Regions from separate parts of the Homo sapiens genome. Here region 2 is linked to region 1. Evidence: read pairs that join two places in POLR2A ChIA-PET (ENCODE). Cell type or tissue: PC-9. All regions are shown on one strand. Links, peaks and the distances in the headings refer to the core of each region. The heading gives the core; the rest is flanking DNA.

Region 1 (9,430 bases), core at 4,106-6,605:
AAGGCAGAGAGCAACAGCAGAGACAGACGCAAACAGAGGCATCTCTCTTCCAACTCCAAGGGCCTGTGGGCTTGAGAGGAGGCTCACCCTGGCTCTCAGAGCTGGAACCTGGCATGCGCCCATCTGGGTGGAGCTGGGGAGTGCGCACTGGCCACAGCGGTGAGAAGGGTGTGTGCGGCCTATTCAAGGGGCTGCAAAAGAAATGATGCCCCCTGGAATGGTGAAACCGGCAGCCCAGGGACGACGGTTTGCCCCCACCCCAGCACCATCAGAGCCACAGGGGCCTGGGCACCTCTGAGCCCCCTGCCCACCTGCCTCCTTTTCACTGCAATCCCTGCCCCCTGACCTCCCCTGCTTCCTGCACACATGCCGGGCCTCCCTGGGGCTCTCTGGCCTCTGTACATTCTGCCCTCTCGACACCTGGGAAACTGGCTGGACGCCTCCCTTGAGGCCTGCCGATACCCACGGGTCCCCGTCATCGCTCTTGTTTCCCCCCGTAGCTCTCCACCTCTTTCCACCACGCTCCCCCACTCTGCCCTGTACAGGGCTTGGCTGGCACACAGTGATGCTCCAGTGTTTGATGAACTCAATTCACCATCAAATTTAAAGGACACACCAATAACACACTCAGTCCTTTCCTCAGCTTTGCACAGATAAATGTCACATTCACCCAGGGAGTCCATTCCCCAGGTCCAAGGGGCTCATCTGGGCTAGAACGGGAAAAGCAAGGAACATTCACATGGCCTCAATCATAGGACCTCAACTAAGAACCATGTGCTCTGGGATTAGAGGTGTGCAGGGGAGGACACTTCATCTGTGTGTTCCTTGCTCTCCCCATGGGGAACAGTGGCCAAGCAGGGCCGTCAAGGGTCAGGGGCTGGGCCCTGAGGCTCAAGCCTGGCTCTGCCCACGACTGGCTGTGTGACCCTGGGTAAGCCATCACCCTCTCTGGTGACCCCTTGGGAAATGAAGGTAGAAAGACGGCAGGGCTGGCAGGGGCACGGAGCCCGAGGTGGGACGCACACAGGAGACGCTGATTCAGAGGACGGCGCAGTGGCGGCCTCGGGTAGATGCAGTGTTTGGACAGCTGCAAGTCCTTAACGGGGATTTCCCCCCTTTTCAGCAAATCCCCATAAAACAGCATTCTGTCCAAGTCAGCATTTTGTGGCAGCCCGGGCCTCCTCCCAGGGAGGCCAAGGAGACCGGCTGGGAGTGGGGAGTGCTCTGGGATCTTTCAGACCAGTGGTGGCAGAGTGGCGGTGGTGTGCAGCAAATGGGCCCCAGCAGAAATAATTGGCAAGAAGCAGACCCCTTCACTGCTCCCAGAAATGCCTGAAGAGGGGAAAGGACATTAGCTAGCAGGGACCCTTCCCAGCAGTCCTGGTCTCCGAAAGAGTCCTTTCCTAGAGGCGACCAGCAGAGGAGGGCTATGTGGTAGCATGGAATTGAAAGACCTGCCCACTCTCCCATCCCATTTCACAGGTGAGCGATCAGAGGTCTCAATAAAAAAGGGGGGCCTGAGAGTTGGTGCCTCAGGACCCCAGGCACCCGCTAGGTTCCCAACGGACCGGCAGACCCCCACAGGGTGGGTGGATGAAACGCAGCCCTGCGCAGGCCCCTACTGCTCCAAGCCCCCCACCCACCCCAGACAGAGCAACTGCAGCTGAGGGAGCGGTGGGGGCACTCAGGCAGCCCCAGGGCCTGGCCAAACCACAGGTATGTTATGAGACGCTTCCTGTTGTGGAGACATTGCTGTGGGATCCGGCTGCCCTGCTTGCTCACCCGCCCCGCGCTGCTCTCTCCTTGCTCCCCAGCCTTGCTCTCTGCGCTCTTGCTGGGTCTCTACTCCTGACTCCTCTCTCCCCTCCTCCTTCTGGCTCTGTCTCTGTCATCACAACAGGTGAACAGCACTTCTGGCTCAGGCCCTCCCTATCAGGGACCCATCCCTGAGACCTCTAAGGCCCTCCTAGTTCCAGGCAGCCCCTGGACTCCTGTTTCAGCACAGCTACTTACCAGCTGGGTGATCTTGGATGGGTCACTTAAACACTCTGAACCTCAGTGTCCTCATCTGCAAAAGGATTAACTCAGGGGCTGCTCTGCCTATGGAGTAACCACTCTTTTTTTTTTTTTTTCTTTTGAGACAGAGCCAGGCTGGAGTGCAGTGGCACGATCTCAGCTCACTGCAACCTCCGCCTTCCAGGTTCAAGTGATTCTCCTGCCTCAACCTCCTGAATAGCTGGGACTACAGGCACACACCACCACGCCCAGCTAATTTTTGTATTTTTAGTAGAGACGGGGTTTCTACTAAACGGGGTTTCTACTAGGTAGACACCATGTTGTCTAGGATGGTCTCAATCTCTTGACCTTGTGATCCGCCTGCCTTGGCTTCCCAAACTGTTGGGATTACAGGTGTAAGCCACTGCGCCAGGCCTTGGAGTAACCACTCTTTTTATTCCTTTACTTCCTTTTTTTTTTTTTTTTTTGAGACGGAGTCTTGCTCTGTTGCCCAGACTGGAGTGCAGTGGCGCGATCTCGACTCACTGCAAGCTCCACCACCTAGGTTCACGCCATTCTCCTGCCTCAGCCTCCCTAGTAGCTGGGACTACAGGGGCCCGCCACCACGCCCGGCTAATTTCTTTTTGTATTTTTAGTAGAGAGGGAGTTTCACCATGTTAGCCAGGATTGTCTCGATCTCCTGACCTCGTGATCCACCCGCCTCGGCCTCCCAAAGTGCTGGGATTACAGGCGTGAGCCACCGCGCCAGGCCTATTCCTTTACTGTCTTAATGAGCTTGCTCTCATTTAAAAAAAAAAAAAAAAAGGATTAACTGAGATGATCTAAGCCACCAGTCCCTCCATGTGTGCTGCCCAACTTGCTACCCTGATGACCTGGAAGTCCTCTCTTCACTCTAATTTCAATTCATCCTGCTGCAAAGCAACTTCTTTCCTCCATCTCTTCAAAAGCTCAGGTTACTTGCTGCCAAAGGTCAGGATCTTGTAAAGTGAACTTTTTTTTTTTGAGATGGAGTCTCACTTTCTCACCCAAGCTGGAGTGCAGTGATCTCACCCAAGCTGGAGTGCAGTGATGAGATCTTGGCTCACTGGAGCCTCCACCTCCTGAGTGTAAGCATTTCTCCTGCATCAGCCTCCCGTGTGGCTGGGATTACAGGGGTACACACCATCACACCCAGCTATTTTTTGTATGTTTAGTAGAGATGGGGTTTCACCATGTTGGTCAGGCTGGTCTCGAACGCCTGACCTCAAGTGATCCACCTGCCTCGGCCTCCCAAAATGCTGGGATTATAGGCATGAGCAACCGTGCCTGGCCTATAAAATAAACTTCTAAAGTCAATTTTCTGGCTTTCTTGACCTTTTCCCCAACCATTCCTGAGATGAAACTGACCAGGGGCCACAAAGCCTGCTCAGGACTAGGAATGAGTTATGGACCTTGGGGAGGAGCAGAGGAACCCTCCTCACCCTTTGGGCATGACACCCAGCCCAACTGCCCAGCTTGGCAGCTCCAGACTTCTCCAGGGTTCCTGAGCCCCACCTGCCCCACTACTCTCCCAGCTGGTAGAAACTGGGGAGCCCTTTCCCATCCTCCTTTCCTGAATCTCGGAAGAAGGAGCAAGGCCCAGGCCCCTCCACACCTCTTCCTCGGGGGCCCCTCACTGTCTGCCATTGCTGCCCTTGCCCCCAGTCTCCAGCCTCTCCATCCATATGTCCACACGGGCCTGACCCCTCCCCAGCCACCCTCATCACTCCCCAGCCCTTCTCAGCCAAGCCTCCTGAAAGAATGCTCTCCACCCTCAGGCCCCACTCACTCCCCCTCCACCCTCTCACCTCGGGGTGCTCCACCTTGTCACTCTGCTCTTCTCCTTCTTTGAAAAGCTCCTCCTCAGAATCTTCTCTGCCCACTTCCTCTGCCCACTCTCCAGACCCAGGCTTGCCCAAGGAGCTGGCTCAGGCCTCATCTCTTCTCTCTGGATGTTTCTCCTATAGTGTCTAGCTCCCACCAGCTCCCACAGTGCCAACTCCATCACCGAGGACTCCCACATCTGTCTCCAACTACGATGTCTCCCCTGAGCCATTTTTTTTTTTTTTGAGACAGTCTGCTCTGTCACCCAGGCTGGAGTTCAGTGGTGTACATGACCACAGCTCACTGCAGCTTCAGACTCTTGGGTTCAAGCCATCCTCTTGTCTCAGCCTCCTGAGCAGCTGGGACTACAGGTGTAAGCCACCACGCTGGACTAATTTTTAAGTTTTTTAAGAGACAGGGTCTTGCCACGTTGCCCAGGCTGCTCTAGAGAACTACTGGGCTCAAGTGATCCTCCCACCTCAGCTTCCCAACTGAGCCTCAGACTCTTGTGTTCAACTATCAGCCGAGCATGTCCCCTGGCTGTCCCTCAGAGATCCCACCCAAACTGCTATCATTACCTTCTCCCTCATTACATGCTTCTCCCCAGCCCAAGTGCCCTGTACCTCCAGGTGCCAAGGCCAAAAATCTGAGCATCACTTCTGTTGTTGTTTATTTAATTAATTTGTTTATTTATTTTTTTAGACGGAGTCTCGCTCTGTTGCCCAGGCTGGAGTGCAGTGACGCGATCTTGGCTCACTGCAAACTCCGCCTCCCAGGTTCACGCCATTCTCCTGCCTCAGCCTCCCGAGTAGCTGGGACTACAGGCGCCTGCCACCACGCCCGGCTATTTTTTTGTATTTTCAGTAGAGACGGGGTTTCACCATGTTATCCAGGATGGTCTCGATCTCCTGACCTCATGATCCGCCCGCCTCGGCCTCCCAAAGTGCTGGGATTACAGGCCTGAGCCACCGCGCCCGGCCTATTTTTGTTTTAAGGGTGAACATCACTTCTGACCCTCCTTTCTTACAGGAAACCCTCTATGCCTTGGTGTACCCCTCTTTTCAGCCAACTCAGCTCCTACTCATCACCTTTCTTGGGTGCCTTTGTACAGTAGCCAACCTGCACAACTGTACATGACATCTCTCTTCCTTTCCCCCAAACTTCCAACCTTATCCTGTGGACTCTGCCTGCTCTATTTCTCTCACTTCTGTTCCTTCCCCTGCTTTCCCACAGCCTCACCCTAAGGCAGACCTTGTATTCCCCCAAAACTCAGCCCAGCACCTGGCACACCCCCGTCACTAAGTAAAAGTGTGTTAAATGGCCACATTCTCTCCTGGATGATCATAAAAGTCTCTCACCCAGTCCCCCAGCCCCACTTTCTCTCTGTTTTCTCAACATAGCCTATGGAGACTCCCACAATGCTTCTAACACTTTAGGCTGCATCTGGATGACTGGGACAGCCTATCACCATGCAGGTTCTGGGGCCCCATCGAGATTCGGTTGGTGTGGGATAGGGGCCAACATCTGCCTCTCTAGCGAGCTCCCAGAGGACGCTGACCCTGCCCGTCTGTGAGCCACACGTTGGCACAGTTCTGCCCATGGCTGTCCCCTGCTCTGGATTTTCCAGTGGCTTCCTGGACAAATTCCATGTTATTCTGCAATTCACATGGCTTCCTGGAGGAGGAGGCATGCTTTAGACTCAGTAGAATGTGGACCAGTTAGGAAGGAGGGGGTAGAGAGATGGATGTTGAGCCCAGCAAAGCCCTGAGGTCACGTTTGGAGGCACACACTCTAGGTCTAAGAGTCACGGGGGTAAGGAGAGGGCCAGGGACCAGCTCAACGCAGGAGCCACCGGAGTGTGTGCTGTGCCCTCTGCATCCCTCAGTCCATCGCTGTGTGTCACTGAACCCAGGCCTTTGCCTCCTGTGTGTCTCTGACATCTCTGTCTCTGTGCGTCTCTCTCATCCTGTCTCTGTATCACTATCCCACCTATCCACCCATCTCTGACACTGTTTGTCCTTCTCTGTCCTCTCCCATGTCCTGTGCCTAGGTCACTTTCTGGGTTCCAGGCTCTGTAAATCTCTAGCTGTTGGTCATTGGGTGGGACCCTTGGGAAGGCCAGCACTGACAGTCCACACCTGCTCCTGTTAACGTCAGGTCTGGGTCTGACTTCCCTGGACAATGCCTGAGCAGCTCCGCGAGGTCTGGGAAGGGACTTGGCGGGGGGTCCAGTGCCCACGAGCTGAGCTCTCTATCTACTGTGCAGATAAGGACTGCCCCAAAGCCAAAGAGGAGCTCAGAATCTGGGAGCTGGAGGGTGGAGGGAGGTGGCCAGATCAGGGCAGGACTGCCTGGGGGCCACCTTCTCACCCAGGTTGAAGGCAGGAGAGGAGGGCTGCCACCTGCCCACCTGGTCTGCCCTACCAGACTTCAGTTCCACCTAACAGTCCCAACATCCCTCACCCCTGCAAGTGAGGCTCCCAGACCACAAGTGGCCTCAGTTTCAGAAGTAGCATCGGAAGGAGGCTTGAAGGAGAGATCAGAGTTCAACAGGCCCACGGGGGCAGGTGATGGTGGGACGGTCCAAGCTGAAATCAGAGCAAATGACTGGATGAGGAAGGCTTCCAGGGTAGGGGGGCAACCAAGGAGCAGTGAACCTGGGGCTCTGGAACTCGGGAGAGAGACATGGGCTAGAGGTAAAAATACAGGTTCGTGGCTGGGCGCGGTGGCTCATGCCTGTAATCCCAGCACTTTGGGAGGCTGAGGCAGGCAGATCATGAGGTCAGGAGATCAAGACTATCCTGGCTAACATGGTGAAACCCCATCTCTACTAAAAATACAAAAAAATTAGCTGGGCGTGGTAGAGGGCGCCTATAGTCCCAGCTACTCGGGAGGCTGAGGAAGGAGAATGGCGGGAACCTGGGAGGCGGAGCTTGCAGTGAGCCAAGATCGCACCACTGCACTCTAACCTGGGCGACAGAGCGAGACTCCATCTCAAAAAAAAAAAAAAAAAATACAGGTTCGTTGGCGGGGTTGCTGCAGCCTGGAGGAGGCCCACGGATTCCCCCTTGGGGAACACGCCTACATTTAGGGAGTGAGTGGAGCCCACCACAGCCCTGGGCTCCTCCCCCAACACACTAGGATCCAGACAACCCAGACGTCTCACTGCCTCCCTGTCCCTGCCTTTTCCTGCATGATCCTCTCTGCTGGGTTGCCCTTTCTACCTTTCTCCTCCATGGAAACATATTAGTTCTCATTTAAGACCCAGCTCAAAAGCCTCCTCCTCCAAGCAGCCTTCCCTGCCTCCCTCAGGCAGAACAGCTCCTTCTGGGCACCCACCTGCATGAAAGCACCTCTTCCCCACCCACACCTCCCTCCTGCCTGAGGCGGGCACAGGGCATGTGCTCGATGAAGCCTGTAGCCTGGGGGCTCCAGGTCCAGGCCTCTGAAAAACCCACCTCCCTTGTCCAGCCAAGCCCTCAGGTGGCTTATCACAGGGCCACTTTCTCTTTGTTGCTCTTCCTGAGTCCTTCTTGGTTCTGGGCTGGAGGGGGCTTGGACCGAACTCCCTCCTGCAGGTGACCAAGCCCCTGGCCTCTGCCCATCTCTGAGTCTAGGTTCTCCGCTGCTTCCCTAGGGAGGAGCATCTCAGAATAACAAAGTGCCCAGGAAGGTAAGAACAGCCGGGCAGGGGCAGATGGACTAGAAAAGGCCCGGCAGTGGGCAGACCTGAGGGCAGCCATGTACCCTCAGGCAGGTAGCCAGGCAGCTGGCCCTTCCCCACCCAGGGGCTCCGGCCTCAGCTGGGGCCGTCGCTTGCCTCCCAGCAGAGGCCTTGAGCTTCTGATGGGAACTGGACATCCGAGGGCCCCTACAGACCCAGCCACCCCCAGGCCTCAGGCAGGGGCAGGCGGGGCCTCCTCAGCCTCCAATCCCTCACCTTCTGGTTCGCATTTGCAGCCTTTTCCGGAGCGCCACCCGCCACCCGCTGCCTCCCCACGCCTGCCAAGATTCCTGGGCCTCTGCGGCTACCCTGCGTGGTGGCGGCAGCAGCGGCAGCAGGAGGGGCTGGGCTGGGCAGGGAGGGGGCCTGGCGGGAGCACAGCCAGGCCACTGCACCCAGGCTGGGCCAAGCAAACACGGCCCCGCCAAGGAGCCAGGCGAAATAGTTCACAAATGAGAAAAAGCTGCTTCCGAGTTGGGCCAGGGTTTTAAAGCCCGGGCTGCAGGGAGCTGAGGTCACATACAAAAGGGGTGGCTCACAGGACTCTCTGGGCCTGGGAGGGGCTTCCGGTGCAGCAGGAGGGAGTGAGGTTAGACAGCAATGAACACAGGCCTCATCTGGCCTGAGATATCAGAAAACCCCATCCCCAAACCTAGCTTACCTTTCAGGTCGGAGGGGCCTGGGAAGGTTCCAGCAGAGGCAGGGCCTGAGGATGAACAAGAGAAACAGTGAGGCTATGGGGCAGTGGCTCAAGCTTGTAATCCCAGCACTTTGGGAGGCTAAGGTGGGAAGACTGCTTGAGCCCAGGAGTTTGAGACCAGCCTGGGCAACATAGGGAGACATTGTCTGTACTAAAAATTTTAAAAAATTAGCTGGGCATGATGGTGCACGCCTATAGTCCCAGCTACTTAGGAGGCTGAGGTGGGTGGTATTGCTTGAGCCCAGGAGTTCAAGACTGCAGTAAGCTATGATTGCACCACTGCACTCCTGAGACAGGGCAAGACTCTGTCTCAAAAAAAAAAAAAAGGAGGAACAGTGAGACGATGACATCAGGAGCCTGGGAAGCCTCCTGCCCTAACCCACAGCCACACCAGTGCCTGCCCCGGGCTTCTTACCAGAACCCCCTGCTGGAAACCCGGCCCCAGTCTCAGTCTCTCTTCTCAGTTCCCTCCTCCCCTGAGGGAAGCAGGGTATGTGCCCCATACTCCACAACTCCATTCATTCAGTGCACACTTAGCAATACCCACGGGGTGCCTGGCCCTGGATTCAAGGAGTTCCTACTGTCCTAGGGCCCAGGCTGAGGATGCCCCTTCTGTGTCCCGGGTTCCCATGCTGGAGAAGTCCCTCCCATATGTCAGCTCTGGTTTGGGGTGGCCCCTACTTTGGGTTAGGATCCCTGCTGGGGAAGCTTCTACTATGTGGAGGACCCAAGCCTGGGTCATGGACCACAGAAATGGTTCAACCCCATACCCTGCCCTGCCTTGCCCTGAAGGGCTGGGGGCATCAGACAAGCGGTCATCACACAATTGGCAAAGATCTCTGGGCTGTGGGAGCATGAAGCAGGGAATACTGCCGACTTAAGCTTCCCCTGAAGGCTTCATGGAGAAAGGGACACTGCAGCTGGGTCCTGAAGGATGAGTCGGAGTCTGAAAGGCAGATGAGGTGATAGAAGGAATTTCAGGTAGTAATATACAGGGAAGGTCCAGAAGTGCTGTGGGATGGGGAGGCTGGGGCAACATGGTGAGGAAATCTGAATGCCATGCTTGCATTTCTCTGGAGAGCAATGGGGAGCCATGGAGGGTTATTTAGTGGGGGAAGTGATGTGGTCAGAGCCCTGGATGGCTAGGT
Region 2 (9,430 bases), core at 2,467-4,966, 140 kb after region 1:
TCTCATATCTACCTGTACAATTTTACTTGTGGGTTTTTTTTTTTTTTGAGACAGAGTCTCGCTCTGTTGCCAGGCTGGAGTGCAGTGGCGCAATCTCAGCTCACTGCAACCTCCGACTCCCTGGTTCAAGCAATTTTCCTGCCTCAGCCTCCTGAGTAGCTGGGATTACAGGCACACGCCACCACGCCCAGCTAATTTTGTTTTGTATTTTTAGTAGAGACGGGGTTTCATGATGTTGGCCAGGATGGTCTCAAACTCCTGACCTCGTGATCCACCCGCCTCGGCCTCCCAAAGTGCTGGGATTACAGGCGTGAGCCACCACGCCTGGCCAGAGCCAGGTTAACTACTAAGTCTTCCTCCTGAAAACCTTACTTTGTTCCTCTAGTTGTAAGTGGCCTTTGCCATTGTACCACTCTGGTGGTGCTGAGTTCTGACATGTATTATATAGATCTCTGCATGTGACACCCCCATCCCAATCTTTTTTTTTTTTTTTTTGAGACAGAATCTCACTCTGTTGCCCGGTCTGGAGTGCACTGGCACAATCTTGGTTCACTGCAACCTCCATATCCCAGGTTCAAGCGATTCTCCTGCCTCAACCTCCTGAGTAACTGGGATTACAGGCCTGCGCCATCACACCCGGCTAATTTTTTTGTATTTTTAGTAGAGACGGGGTTTCACCATTTTGGCCAGGCTGGTCTCGAACTCCTGACCTCAGGTGATCTCCCCACCTCAGCCTCCCAGAGTGCTGGGATTTTAGATGTGAGCCACCACGCCTGGGTCCTTTCCCCAATCTTACAGGTAAACAAACTCCTTAAAGACCTTAAATATGATAGGTGCATGTCTTGCTGACTGAATGATTCTGTTCCAGGGTCTGTTCACCTCAAATGTGATAGCTTCCTAACTTTGTCTTGCCCATCCTGATCCATCCCCTTATCCCAACAGTTTGCCTGCTTAGAAACATGCAGTGGCTTCCCATTTGCAGAGATAAAGTTTACTTTTCTTTTTACTTGGCATTTGAGGCTAGCTATGTTTTGGTTCTTCCCCTGGGTAAATGTGTCTCTCATTCCTTGTCTCTTGATCATTGCATTTTAATAGCCCTTGAACAGTTATATTTGCTTTTCCAGCTAGGACTTTTTATTTTTCGCTACTTCCTCCCCACACCCACCAAAATCACGTATTTTTCAGTCAGTAGCAATTTTGAATAAATTTAAGATTATAGTACATCTGATAATAAGAGGTAACCTGAGTGCATATCTGTGCTTACAGTCGTTCTAAGTACATTCCATGTATTAACCATTTAATTATTCCCTACAATCCTAGGGGGAGGTATGATTATAATCTGCATTTTACAGATGTAAGTGAGGCAAGGAAAGATGAAACAGATCCAGGATTGCACAGCTAGTAAAGGGGATAGAGCTGGATTCAATCCCAGAGTCTGGTTGTAGAGCATGTAAATCTTTGTCCATTTTTTCATGGAACTCCAAGGCACCTGGGGCTGGCAGACTGGTGCATGAGAGGATAAACAGTATTATATCTGTGAGAATTTCAAGCACAGTATATAGGAATATGTATAGAGTAAGACCTTGTCATTGGAGAAAAGTGGAGCGATCTTGGCTCACTGCAACCTCTGCCTCCTGGGTTCAAGCAATTCTCCTGCCTCAGCCTCCTAAGTAGCTGGGACTTCAGTTGCACACCACCATGCCAAGCTAATTTTTGTATCTTTAGTAGAGACGGGGTTTCACCATGTTGGCCAGACTGGTCCCGAACTCCTGATCTCAAGTTATCTCTCCGCCTTGGCGTCCCAAGGTGCTGGGATTACAGGTGTGAGCGACTGTGCCCAGCCTTTTTCTTTTTAAAAAATAAATAACATGGGCCGAGTGCGGTGGCTCACACCTGTAATCCCAGCACTTTGGGAGGCTGAAGCAGGCAGATCACGAGGTCAGGAAATCGAGACCATCCTGGCTAACATGGTGAAACCCTGTCTCTACTAAAAATACAAAAAATTAGCCGGGAGTGGTGGCCGGCACTTGTAGTCCCAGCTGCTCGGGAGGCTGAGGCAGGAGAATGGCGTGAACCCAGGAGGCGGAGCTTGCAGTGAGTGGAGATCGTGCCACTGCACTCCAGCCTGGGCGACAGAGTGAGACTCTGTCTCAAATAAATAAATAAATAAATAAATAAAATTACAGGCATAACTGCATATTTATCAAAATTGTATCAACGGTTCTTTTTCTAATTCTCTGAAAAAATTGATAATATACATTGTTCACATTATAACTTTTGCAAAAATATTGAGGGCTTCAGTTTTCTCAAGGGCCTTTCTTAGTCTTTTTTAAAAAATTACTTTTTTGGCCGGGTGCAGTGGCCCACGCCTGTAATCCCAGCACTTTGGGAGGCTGAGGCGGGCGGATCACGAGGTCAGGAGTTCCAGACCAGCCTGGTCAACATGGTGAAACCCTGTTTCTACTAAAGATACAAAAATTAGCTGTGTGTGGTGGTGGGCGCCTGTAATCCCAGCTACTCGAGAGACTGAGGCAGGAGAAGCTCTTGAACCTGGGAGGCACAGGTTGCAGTGAGCTGAGATGGAGTCACTGCACTCCAGCCTGGGCGACAGAGCGAGACTCCGTCTCAAAAAGACAAATTAACTTTTTTTTTTGAGTTGGAGTCTAGCTCTGTCGTCCAGGCTGGAGTGCAGTGGCGTGATCTTGGCTCACTGCAACCTCGGCCTCGTAGGTTCAAGCTATTCTCCCACCTCAGCCTCCTCAGTGACTGGGATTACAGGCGTGTGCCACCATACCCCACTAATTTTTTGTATTTTTAGTAAAGATGGGGTTTTACCATGTTGGCCAAGCTGGTTTTGAACTCCTGACCTCAAGTGATCCACCCGCCTCAGCCTCCCAAAGTGTTGGGATTACAGGTGTGAGCCACCACACCCAGCCTTAAAAATTAACTTTTAATTGTCAAGTATGATATACAAGAAATATGTGTACATTGTGGAATGGTTAAATCTAGCTAATCAACATATGTATTGCCTCATTTTTTTTGTGTGGTGAGAACACTTAAAATCTCTCTTGGCGATCTTTGAATATACAGTACATTATTATTTACTGCACTTACCATGTTGCCCAACTTATTCCTCTTAACTGAAATTTTGTATCTTTTGACCACATCTCCCATCTTCATCTTTTTTTTTTTTTTTTTTTTGGGAGATGGAGTCTTGCTCTGTCACCCCGCCCAGGCTGGAGTGCAGTGGCACGATCTTGGCTCACTGCAACCTCCACCTCCCAGGTTCAAGCGATTTTCCTGCCTCAGCCCCCCGAGTAGCTGGGATTACAGGCACACGCCACCATGCATGGCTAATTGTTGTATTTTTAGTAGAGACAGGGTTTCACCATGTTGGCCAAGCTGGTCTTGAACTCCAGACCTCAGGTGATCCGCCCACTTTGGCCTACCAAAGTGCTGGGATTACAGGCATGAGCCACGGTGCCCAGCCTCCTTCATCTTTTAATATTTAAAAAAATTATTCTTTTCTTTCAGGCCTTCATTTTTGTTCATCTCCTCAGTTGTTAACTGGTCTGACCCTGCCATATCTTTATTTGTTGGTGGCTTTGACTGAGTTTTGAATACTTTTATTGTAGAGATGGGGGTCTTGGTTTGTTGTCCAGGCTAGTCTCGAACTCCTAGCCTCAAGTGATCCTTCTACCTTGGCCTTCCTAAGTGTTGGATTGCAGGCCAGACCCATTGCACCCAGCCTCAGCCTCTTTTTTTTTTTTTTTTTTGTGAGACAGTTTTGCTTTGTCACCTAGTCTGGAGTACAGTGGTGCAATCATGACTCACTGCAGCCTTGACCTCCTGGGCCCAAGCGATTCTCAGCCTCCCGAGTAGCTAGGACTACAGGCATGCTTTATTTTTTTGTAGAGACAGTCTCATTTTATGGCCCAGGCTGGTCTTGAACTCCTGGCTTCCAGCATTTTATATTTCTTTGTATCCTCTGTAGTTGTGCTAGTTTCAGTAAATTCTTATGTATGTGAGGGCTCACTTGATTTATACTTGTGTCTTCACTGTTGCCATGCTTGCTCAGATGTTTATTATCTTGGGGCTCAAACTTACCTATTGAGCAAACATGATGAAATCTACCATGTACCAGGCATTGCGTTAGGTGTTGGAGGAGATACAAGATAAATATAAGGCACAGTCCCTATTCTTTTTCTTTCTTTCTTTTTTTTTTTTGGAGACAGTGTCTTGCTCTGTTTCCCAGGCTGGAGTGCAGTGGCGTGATCCTCAGCTCACTGCAGCCTCTTTCTCCTGGGTTCAAATGATTCTCCTGAGTAGCTGGGACTGTAGGCATGCACCACCACATCTGGCTAGTTTTTGTATTTTTAGTAGAGATGGGGTTTCACCATGTTAGCCAGGCTGGTCTCAAACTCCAGACCACAGGCTGTCCACCTGGGCCTCCCAAAGTGCTGGGATACAGGTGCAAGCCACCGCACCCAGCCAGCACAGTCCCTTTTTTTTTTTTTTTTTTGAGATGGAGTCTCGCTCTCGCCCAGGCTGGAATGCAGTGGCGCAAGCTCCGCTCACTGCAAGCTCTGCCTCCCAGGTTCATGCCATTCTCCTGCCTTGGCCTCCCGAGTAGCTGGGACCACAGGTGCCCGCCACCACACCTTGCTAATTTTTTGTATTTTTAGTAGAGACAGGGTTTCACCGTGTTAGCCAGGATGATCTCCATCTCCTGACCTCGTGATCCACCTGCCTCTGCCTCCCAAAGTGCTGAGATTACAGGCGTGAGCCACTGCCCCCAGCCCCACAGTCCCTATTCTTAAGGGACCTTCATGTTTAGTGGGAGAGACAGTTAATTACAATACAGGATGATAAGGGCAATAGTAGAACCTGGAATGAGATGCTCACTGACTCCTTCTGGAGAATTAGGGGAAGGTTTTACAAGAATTTACATTTGAGCTGTTGCTGGAAGGTTTCGAATAAGCGAAGCAGGTGGTGAGTGTGTGTGTGTGTGTGTGTGTGTGTGTGTGTGTGGTGGAGGTTGAGACAGGAGTGGTGGTTTGGTGAGAGGAGGCTATTCAAGGCAGTGGGACGAGCATGTCTAATGGTGTGGAACAGGAAAGTTCATTCTAAAAATGTAGTTTGATTAAGGGTAGAAGCATAGGAGTCAGTGGTAGAAGGTGGAGCGAGTAGAGCAGGATTGCAGTGTGCTTGTATTGAATTTTATGCAGTAAGCAGGAAGGACCTTTAATTGGAGGAATGACATGATCATATTTGTGACAGGTTATTCTGGCATCAAATTTGGTCTCTTGTTTATAGACGAAAGCAATCTAGAGAAGTTGGTTATCCTGGTGTAACGCCTTGGGTTAAATGGGTTATTAATCAAGTTTGGATGAAAATTTTTACAAAATTCGGCAATTACATAAGGTAGACTCTGGATATATTATCGACATTTCCAACTCTAAAATTAATAATTTTTTACTGACTGAAATTTCCTTCCAAATAGGCCCTTAGTGAATTAGGCATACTTTTTTTTTTTTTTTTTGAGACAAAGATTTGCTCTGTCGCCCAGGCTGGAGGGCAGTGGCGCGATCTCAGCTCACTGCAACCTCCGCCTCCCGGGTTCAAGCAATTCTTCTGCCTCAGCCTCCCAAGTAGCTGGTACTACAGGCGCCCGCCACCACACCCAGCTAACTTTTGTATTTTTAGTAGAGACCAGGTTTCACTATGTTGGCCGGGATGGTCTGGATCTCCTGACCTTGTGATCCGCCCGCCTTGGTCTCCCAAAGTTCTGGGATTACAGGCGGTATATTCTTATAATCAGAGATTTAGCATCCTCTGTGTTCTCTAGTAGAGTACAATTTAGCCACGTAATAGTGAGATTATTTAGGAATGTTTTCTAAGACTGACTTTATAAGACACATTAAAAAAATATACCTTAGAGGCTGGGCACAGTGGCCCACGCCTGTAATCCCAGCACTTTGGGAGGCTGAAGCGGGCGGATCACTTGAGGGCGGGAGTTCGAGACCAGCCTGGCCAACATGGCGAAACCCAATCTGTACTAAAAATACAGAAAATTAGTTGGGCGTGGTGGTGCGCGCCTGTAATCCCATCTATTGGCGCAATCTCAGCTCACTGCAACCTCCACCTCCTGGGCTCAAGCGATTCTTGTGCCTCAGCCTACTGAGTGGCTGGGACTGTAGGCGTGTGCCACCACGCCCAGCTAATTTTTGTATTTTTAGTAGAGATGGGGTTTTACCATGTTGGTCAGGCTGGTCTTGAACTCCTAAGCTCAAGTGATCCGCCCACCTTGGCCTTCCAAAGTGCTGAGATTACAGGTGAGTCACCGCACCTGGCCTGAATGTTCTTAATGTCACTGAACTGTACATATAAAAATGGTTAAAATGGGCAGTTGTATGTTATGGCACTGGAGATATAAAAAGGAATTTGATCTGATACCTGCCCTCAAGGAGTAGTTTACTTTAGTAGTAGTGCATGACCACTGGTTTTCAAGGAAATAGAGGCTCAAGTGATAAGGAAATGCTGGTAGCTTATAAAAGTTTTGTAATGTGATAAAAAGATAAGTTCTGGGAAAGTAGTCATTATGAGTTCTTGACAGTTCAGTCTGATCTACTGGACCGGGATAACTCAGATGGGAAAGTTACTTTTCCCCAACCTCTCTGCACAGCCCGAGAGCATGAGTTTAAAAACCATTGGTCTAGGTAGAAACGTTCAGGTGCATCAGTTGGCATGTTTGATTCCTCTCTGTGTTGTACATTGAGACCTTGAGGCACAGAATGATAGGGTTATTTAAGGAGCAGACTCATTCAACCTGGAATTAGGCATAGGCTTGGGTTTGTCGTTGACAGAGCCTACTGCTCTTTTTACAGGTTTTCAAGATGGAATTAGTGTCTTATGTTCCGAGTTTGCTATAAAGCTAAATTCTGAATTCGCATGAGAATGTAATTGTTTAATGACCACATGACTACCCAAACCAGCTTGTTGAAGTCGTGTCTTTTCACTGTCATTTTGATACTGGCCCAATTAACAATATTTATTGAGTACTCCTTTGTGCCAAGCACTTTTCTGAGAACTTTATACATATATTAATTTATTCGGTGTTCAACAACACTGTGAAGTAGGAACAGTTTTATAGATAAGGGACCACAGATAGTGAGATTTAATTAAGTCACTTATCCGGGGTCTCACAACTAGTAGTTGGTGGAGTTGGGAATCAAACATAGGCTTCAGAGCCAGATGTGCTCTTATTATTTATTGAGGAGTTCAGTTGCTTTGGAAATTGCTTTGGGATGACTAATTACTGACTTTTATTTGTTTTACTATGAGTTGCTGGGCATAAATATTAAAAAATATCAGTTCCTACCATTTGGGAGTCTTACAGTTTTGAGAATTACTATTCATGAGGGTTTATTTTTATTTTTATTTATTTATTTTTGAGACGGAGTTTTGCTCTTGTTGCCCAGGCTGGAGTGCAGTGGCGCTATCTTGGCTCACTGCAACCTCCGCTTCCCGGGTTGAAGCAATTCTCCTGCCTCAGCTGCCCAAGCAACTGGAATTATAGGCATGTGCCACCATGCCCCGCTAATTGTGTGCTTTTAGTAGAGACGGGGTTTCACCATGTTGGTCAGGCTGGCCTGGAACTCCTGACCTCAAGTGATCCACCTGCCTTGGCCTCCCAAAGTATATGTTTACAGGCATGAGCCACCGTGCCTGGCCAAGGTTGATTCTTAGTGGCCATCTGCACTAAATGCATTTGTTAGACAAATGATGAAGAAAAGGGGTTGATAACCTTTCCAAAGGGTCAGATACTTTAGGCTTTGCTGGCCAAGAGGCAAAGTTGAGGCTACTCTGTGGGTACTTACATGACAAGAGAGAAAACAACTTTGCACAAAGTTTTTATTTCAAAATACAATAATCAGGCTAGGCACCGTGCCTCACACCTGCAATCCCAGCGCTTTGGGAGGCTGAGGCGGGCAGATCACCTGAGGTCAGTTCGAGACCAGCCTGGCCAACATGACGAAACCCTGTCTCTACTAAAAATACAAAAAAATTAGCCAGGCATTGTGGCGCAAGCTTGTAATCCCAGCTACTTGCAAGGCTGAGGCACAAGAATCTCTTGAACCCGGAGGACAGGGGTTGCACTGAGCCAAGACCATGCCACTGCACGCCAGCCTGGGTGACAGAGTGAGACTCTGTCTCAAAAAATATATATAGATAGGCATATATATATATATATATATATATATATATATATATATATATAAATGTAAATAATGAGTATAATTTTTGTAGTAACAGGGCTATAAGAATGGAATTCTGCTTTTGGGGAGTACAATTTCACTTAATTGGGTTTCCAAGTTAGCAGTGCCTTTCAAAATTGATGGCAAATATTTATTTGTTAATGCTGATCTGTCGTGAAGTTTTATGTGTGTCATCTTTGAAAATGTCTTCACACAGATTGGGTACTGCCAAATACATTAATCATTGAGCATGTGATTTTAATTGAGCAGATTTATCTTTTGGAAGGCACAGAAATGTGTTAGATTCTTGATATTTGTCTTTTAGCATACCATAACATTGCAGATAAATCGCTTCCAATTGAAGATTAGATGGAAGCTCCTTAGCTGCACAGTTAGACAGATTTTGAAATATGGAGATTTAGTTTACACATGCATTAAGGTTGGAAATATGCTGGAACTGTAGTTTGAGCTCAGAAGATCTGCTTCAGATTTGTGTGGGTATGGAGATATCACTTCTTGTTCAACTTTTGACAGTATGAGAAGTGAATAAAGTAATTTGACATTTCTTGAAATTGAAACATTTATTGTCATTAGTATTATTTTATTACAGTATGTGTTTCCCATAGAAGTGCTGTTTTGACTTCTAATTTTGTTTTATTTCTTTGAGACAGAATCTCCCTCCGTCAGCTAGTCTGGAGTGCAGTGATGAGATCATAGCTCACTGCAACTTCAAGCTCCTGGGCTTAAGCGAGCCTCCTGTCCCAGCTTCCTGAATAGCTGGGACCACAGGCGTACACCATTGAGTCAGGCTAATTTTTTTTTTTTTTTTTTTAGTTTTTGTAGAGACGGATCTTGCTGTGTTCACTAGGCAGGTCTCAAACTTCTGACCTCAAGCTGTCCTCCTACCTTGGCCTCCCAAAGTGTTGGGATTACAGATGTGAGCTACTGTGCCAGGTCTTTGTAATTTTAAACTGTATTCATTAAGAAACATTATCAACTCTGCAGCAAAAGCTAACTTCAAAGCTATTTGGTATCCGCAACAGTAATAGTGGTTAAGGGTGGTTCTTGTTGAAAAATTTCATACTCAGCCCTGAGCTTTTCAAGAAACATAAAATTTTTCTGCTTCTAACTCATCAAACTGCCGTGTGGTAGGGCAAGTCAGGATATTCACC

What was found. Peaks named below come from ENCODE experiments on the same cell type or tissue, not always from the same donor. Only the 100,000 strongest peaks of a DNase experiment are listed, where the experiment ranks them.
Region 2: POLR2A ChIA-PET joins it to region 1 with 5 read pairs; 7 of 35 experiments call an interaction of 5 or more read pairs at or near these places.

What each region holds. Positions count from the first base shown.
Region 1 is chr1:36,107,465-36,116,894 of GRCh38, forward strand. COL8A2 (collagen type VIII alpha 2 chain) reads right to left here. Exons shown (of 4, transcript NM_005202.4): 2 at 8,244-8,288. Among named protein-coding and RNA genes, the nearest start is that of COL8A2, 13 kb to the right of the region's middle. RefSeq lists enhancers at 6,525-7,465, 7,466-8,406. In PC-9, for the core only: no CTCF peak of the experiment used is centred there; no DNase peak of the experiment used is centred there.
Region 2 is chr1:36,244,690-36,254,119 of GRCh38, forward strand. All of the region lies in intron 1 of THRAP3 (thyroid hormone receptor associated protein 3), which reads left to right. Among named protein-coding and RNA genes, the nearest start is that of THRAP3, 25 kb to the left of the region's middle. RefSeq lists enhancers at 3,639-3,933, 3,699-3,993. In PC-9, for the core only: no CTCF peak of the experiment used is centred there; a DNase peak (open chromatin) is centred at 3,822; H3K27ac peaks cover 2,500 bases.